2 separate regions of the Homo sapiens genome follow, and region 2 is linked to region 1. Evidence: read pairs that join two places in POLR2A ChIA-PET (ENCODE). Cell type or tissue: OCI-LY7. All regions are shown on one strand. Links, peaks and the distances in the headings refer to the core of each region. The heading gives the core; the rest is flanking DNA.

Region 1 (2,913 bases), core at 241-2,740:
TCTCACGGAGGAAGCAGGAGCGATGAGGCAGATGCCGACAAGATCCTCCTGATAGGTTTGGTGGCAGCTGAGGGGATTTCCACCTAATGGTTTCTGTTTTTTCTGCGAAATAAGAGCTTGACCATCTACTGAGGGGAGAGTAGTGGTATTGTAGGTTTGAAGAAAATGATGATAATTGGAAATAGCTGCTGTGGAGAAAGGGCACAATCTTGCCGGGGAAATAGAGGAGGTTTTCTAGGCAATGTTGAGAGCGGAGTGAGGCTGGGGTCAGTGAATTCACAGTAACATAAATCTGTGGTGTGATCTGGTTTTATCTGCGGATCTCAGCAGCCTGGACGTGAGTGAGGTGTACGTGTCACATTTGGAGCCATGGCAACCATCCTGTGACCTGGAGGACAGAAGTCTAAAGGTAAAGTGAAAACACTGAGGATGGCGGAGCAGAGGATGGTGGGCGTCCCTCAGGCTGTTCTGTGCACAGTAGTGAGGATGACTCTGTTTGGAAGTCAGAACTCATTGCTCCTCTCCTCAAAACCCACTGATGACTCCCTCCCTCTCCACGAATAAAATTCCACATCCATAAAGCCCCATGTGATCTGACTCCCCACTGCCTCTTTGATCTCATCCTTTTACTCTCCCCCTCCCTCCCTCCAAGCCAACCTCTGGCTTCCTTGTTGATCCTTGAATGTTTCCAGCACGCTCCAGCCTCATGGCCTCTGCGCTAGCTGTTCTGCTTCACCTGGGATGCTCTCAGCCTGGAGTGATCTCAGCCCACACCTGGCCTGTTCACCCACTTGCTTCAGCTCCCTGTGTAAATGTCACCACCTTGGAGAGGCATCCTCTGACCACTCTCTTTCTAATGCACCCCTTTCTTAATCGTTCTATTCCCTTTTCCTGCCTTATTGTTTTTCAGAGTGCATATTAGCACTTTACACTTTAAGGACTTGTTTATTCTCACACACAAACTCTTACACTTCCTCATACGCACATGCACTCACACACAAACTCTCACACTCATATGCACTCACGCTCCCTGATACATGCACACACACTCTCTCACTCACATGCTGACCCGCAATCACTCTCACACATGCACAAATGTGAACTTCCAGAGAGCAGCACCCTGGTCCATTCCCCAACACCTAGAGCAGCACCTGGCATCTAATAGGTATTCAACAAATCTTTATTGAATTAATTAATGAATTAAAATAAAAAGCTAGGGGCTGGGTGTGGTGGCTCACGCCGGTAATCCCAGCACTTTCGGAGGCCAAGGCAAGCACATCACCTGAGGTCAGGAGTCCAAGACCAGCCTGACCAACATGGTGAAACCTTGTCTCTACTAAAAATACAAAATTAGCTGGGCATAGTGGTGCATGCCTGTAATCCTAGCTACTCGAGAGGCTGAGGCAGGAGAATTGCTTGAATCCAGGAGGTGGAGTTTGCATGAGCCAAGATTGCGCCATTGCACTACAGCCTGGGCAACAAGAGCGAAACTCCGTCTCAAAAAAATACAAAAATAAAAATAAAAAGCCAGCGTGCTTCATGTTATTGAGTCACTGAACTGACCCTGGAGCCACCCAGGCGCAGACTTTTTGTCATGGGAGAGTTGTCAACTGCCAGGTCCTGGGAGAAAGCAGCTAAGGCTGAAGCAGGGGGGCAGGGCGTGGGCACCCGGGATGGCACCCCTGGCACTCTGGTCAGAGCCCGCCCACTTCACCCATGGCCTGGCCCAGCTGGCCTGCCCCAGCCCTGCAGAGAAACTGAAACCAGAAATCTAGCTCTGAACCCTGGCCCCTCGCGTGTACGACAGCCCATGTGCTTGGTTCCTGCAAGAGAAAAATCCCACACTTCTCCAACCAGGACAAACCTGGTGTTTTCAGAACTTCCTGTCCCCAGGTTCACTGGTAGAGAATGGATTCAGTTGTAAATAGCAGGAATCTGAAAATAGCAGCTTCAGCAAATTAGGGGTTTAAGTTTCCCAACCGCACAAGCCTAGACTAGAGGTGTGTGGGTCAGGGCAGGTGCAGCAGCTCTGTGCTCTCAGTGGCCCTGAGTCCCTGTCTGTCTCTCTTCTGTCCTGAGCATGTGGTCCTGATTCCCACTTTCCCAAGCAAAGCCAGGGTTCTGATAATGAGGAAGAGAGGTGACCACGGCCAGAGTGTAAGCCAGTGGTTTTTCTTTTTTTCTTTATTTGCCATGGAGCCTAGCTCTGTCACCTGGGCTGGGGTGCAGTGGCATGATCTCAGCTCACTGCAACCTCCGCCTCCTGTGTTCAAGCGATTCTCCTGCCTCAGCCCATGAGTAGCTGGGATTACGGCCATCATGCTCAGCTATTTGGTATTTTTAGTAGAGATGGGGTTTCACCATTTTGGCCAGGCTGGTCTCAAACTCCTGACCTCAAGTGATCTGCCCACCTCAGGCCAGTGGTTTTCAAACTTTGCGTGCACTGGAGTTGCCTGGAGGGCTTGTTCAAACTGAGATTTTGCTCCTCCTCTCAGTTTCCTCCCTCACCGGTTTCCCAGTGATGCCAGTGACCAGGGACCATTCTTTGAGAACTACTGGCAACTGGTGTTGTCTGCTACCCCAGGTGATGTCACCTGGAATGTAAGAGAAATATGCAGAGTGGGAAAGCTGGCCACTGACTTACTGGCTTATCCTTAGAGTGGTCACCATTGACTTACAGGGACAACCTCAGTGTAGCTAAGTCTCATCTTATTTGGCTGTGTCCTCCTTCAGGCCCCTCACTTCCAGCACTCCTCGCACCTTCCTCTGTTGTCCATACAAGAAACTGGCTTCAGGACTTTCTGGCCAAGTGTGTGTGTTTGCACAGAATGCTGAATCCAACTCCCAGGTGCCCAGAGAAGTCAGGACTGGGCTGCTCCTTGCAGACTTTTTGTGAGAGGCTCCAAGCTGCCC
Region 2 (2,913 bases), core at 167-2,666, 460 kb before region 1:
TCTCATCCCCTACAGTGGGCAGCCCGCTTACCCGGCCTTTCCTGACTTGACAGATGGCACCACCCTTCACTCAGTGATCCAGATCCCCAATAGCATTATTTTGTTTTTGGTTTTTTTTTTTTTTTTTTTTTTTTTTTGAGACAGAGTCTCACTCTGTCTCCCAGGCTGGAGTGCAGTGGCCAGATCTCAGCTCAATGAAACCTTCGCCTCCCGGGCTCAAGTGATTCTCGTGCCTCAGGCTCCCGAGTAGCTGTGATTACAGGTGCATGCCACCACGCCCAGCTAATTTTTTGTATTTTTAGTAGAGATGGGGTTTTGCCATGTTGCCCAGGCTGCTTTCAAACTCCTGGCCTCCCTGCACAGACAAGCCTGTATGAAATACCTGATCCTCCTGGTGATGAAACCTGTGTTCCTTTAGAATTACCTAAGACAAATTAACAGGTGTGTGTGTGTGTGTGTGTGTGTGTGTGTGTGTGTGCGCGCGCGCGCTAATATTCTGATCGTTTTACAATTTATAATCTGAGTAGTGTAGATGTTAGCATATAGTTAACTAAAATATTGACCAACTGTTAGTAGTAAATACTTCCTTTTTTATTTATTTATTTATTTATTTTTTGAGACAGAGTCTGGCTCTGTCGCCCAGGCTGGAGTGCAGTGGTGCGATCTTGGCTCACTGCAAGCTCCACCTCCTGGGTTCATGCCATTCTCCTGCCTCAGCCTCCCGAGTGGCTGGGACTACAGGCGCGCCCGCCACCATGCCCGGCTAATTTTTTTGTATTTTTTTAGTAGAGACGGGGTTTCACCGTGTTAGCCAGGATGGTCTCAATCTCCTGGCCTCATGATCTGCCCGCCTCAGCCTCCCAAAGTGCTGGGATTACAGGCGTGAGCCACCGCGCCTGGCCAATACCTTCTTGAGCTCTCACTACTTATAAGTCTTTGTACTTGATGCTACCAGGAAAAAAAAAATGGTATGAGACATGGCAACTAACTGTAAATCTGTTTGTAAACATTTGATATGCATGTGAGTCACCTGGGGGGGTCTTCTTGCTAAGCTGCAAGTTCCCATTCAGCAGGCTTCTGGTAAACTGAACAAGTGTATATATCTCTGCTTCCTCCCAAAACTGTAAAATGGAAATAAGGGGCTGGGCGCAGTGGCTCACACCTGTAATCTCAGCACTTTGGGAGGCTGAGGCGGGTGGATCACTTGAGGTCAGGAGTTCAAGACCAGCCTGGCCAACGTGGTGAAACCACGTCTCTACTAAGAAATAAAAAAAAAAAAAAATTGCCAGGCGTGGTGTGGTACGTCTGTAGTTCCAGCTATTCAGGAGGTAGAGGCAGAAGAATCACTTGAACCTGGGAGGCAGAGGTTGCAGTGAACCAAGATCACACCACTGCATACCAGCCTAGGCGACAGAGTGAGACTCTGTCTCAAAAAAACTAATAAAAATTTTAAAATGATGATAAGGAATAAAAACAGTATAAGCCCAGAAACTTCCCAGAGAAATACCAACCAAATCTTGTAAGATGGAAGGCCAGCGTGTGAATTTAGTAGAGCAGAGAACGCTAGAACTGAACTGCCTTCCAGGGTGGGTGGCGCAAAGCTGAAGGTGGGATAGCTGGAGTTTTTGCTGCAGAATCCTGAATTCTGGATTCCAGATTCAGGACTGAACCAGAAACAGGACGTGAAAGGACCTTCCATCAGAGCAAGAAAGGAAAAGGAGAGAGAGAACACCAAAGAATCTAGGAAATAGGGACGAACACAGAACAGAAAGGAAGGGAAGAACCCCCATACCCCAGCCCACACACTGAGGCCCTGAGCACAGTCGGCCTAGATGGAACATGGGGCCACCACTAAAGACCTTACTCATGTAACCAAATGCCACCTGTACCCCAGTAACCTATGAGGATAAAAAAGATGGGGGATGAGGGCCAACGGTCCCAGAAGGGATGGCATCAAGCAAAAATGCTTTTGATCCTATTGAGAGAATAGTTTTTCAGTTTCTCTGACAACTTGTTTTTTTCTGGCCCTATTTGTGGATGAAACAATAATTCACACATAGAAAACTAAGCAAAAGTAAACAGGGAGGCAATATTTAATATAGGAATAAAGCAGAAAGTTATAAGAAAGAAAATATAACCATGGACTATTCCAGGGTTGGCCCTGAATATTTATATAATCATAAGTTTTATCACCAAATCTTGACTTAGTTAAAAGTGTCATATAACTATTTAAGAAGGATTGAGGGGGAGGATTGTGGAGGGACCAGAATAATATAAGAGCTAAACCTCAGAAAACTAATAGGTAATCACTGAATTTGATGTCAGAAGGATTGAGTATCAGTAACTTCATTGGAGAAGAGTTTATACCTGTGTATACCCTGCAGTGCTGAGACTAGCTCAGGTACTTTGTTGGGGGTTTTTGTTTTTTTGTTTTTTAATTTTTATATTTCAATAGGTTTTGGGGGAACAGGTGGTGTTTGGTTACATGAATAAGTTCTTTAGTGGTATTTTCTGAGATTTTGGTACACCCATCACCTGAGCAATATACAGTGTACCCAATGTGTAATCTTTTATCCTTTGCCATCCCCACCCTTTCCCCCAAGTCCCCAAAGTCCAATGTATGATTCTTATGCCTTTGTGTCCTCATAGCTTAGCTCCCACATATGAGTGAGAATATATGATGTTTGGTTTTCCATTCCTGAGTTACTTCACTTAGAATAATAGTTTCCAGTTAAGGCCAGGCGCAGTGGCTCACGCCTGTAATCCCAGCACTTTGGGAGGCCGAGGCAGGCAGATCACAAACTCAGGAGTTCGAGACCAGCCTCGCCAACATGGTGAAACCCCGTCTCTACTAAAAATACAAAAATTAGCCAGGCGTGGTGGCGTGCACCTGTAGTTCCAGCTACTAGGGAG

Evidence for each region. Peaks named below come from ENCODE experiments on the same cell type or tissue, not always from the same donor. Only the 100,000 strongest peaks of a DNase experiment are listed, where the experiment ranks them.
Region 2: POLR2A ChIA-PET joins it to region 1 with 6 read pairs; 2 of 35 experiments call an interaction of 5 or more read pairs at or near these places.

Annotation. Positions count from the first base shown.
Region 1 is chr2:64,936,908-64,939,820 of GRCh38, reverse strand. No RefSeq gene overlaps it. Among named protein-coding and RNA genes, the nearest start is that of LINC02245, 5.9 kb to the right of the region's middle. RefSeq lists an enhancer at 1,125-1,680. In OCI-LY7, for the core only: no CTCF peak of the experiment used is centred there; a DNase peak (open chromatin) is centred at 1,776; H3K4me3 peaks cover 1,684 bases; H3K27ac peaks cover 2,099 bases.
Region 2 is chr2:65,399,503-65,402,415 of GRCh38, reverse strand. The region is part of intron 1 of SPRED2 (sprouty related EVH1 domain containing 2); the gene reads left to right. Among named protein-coding and RNA genes, the nearest start is that of SPRED2, 32 kb to the left of the region's middle. In OCI-LY7, for the core only: no CTCF peak of the experiment used is centred there; no DNase peak of the experiment used is centred there.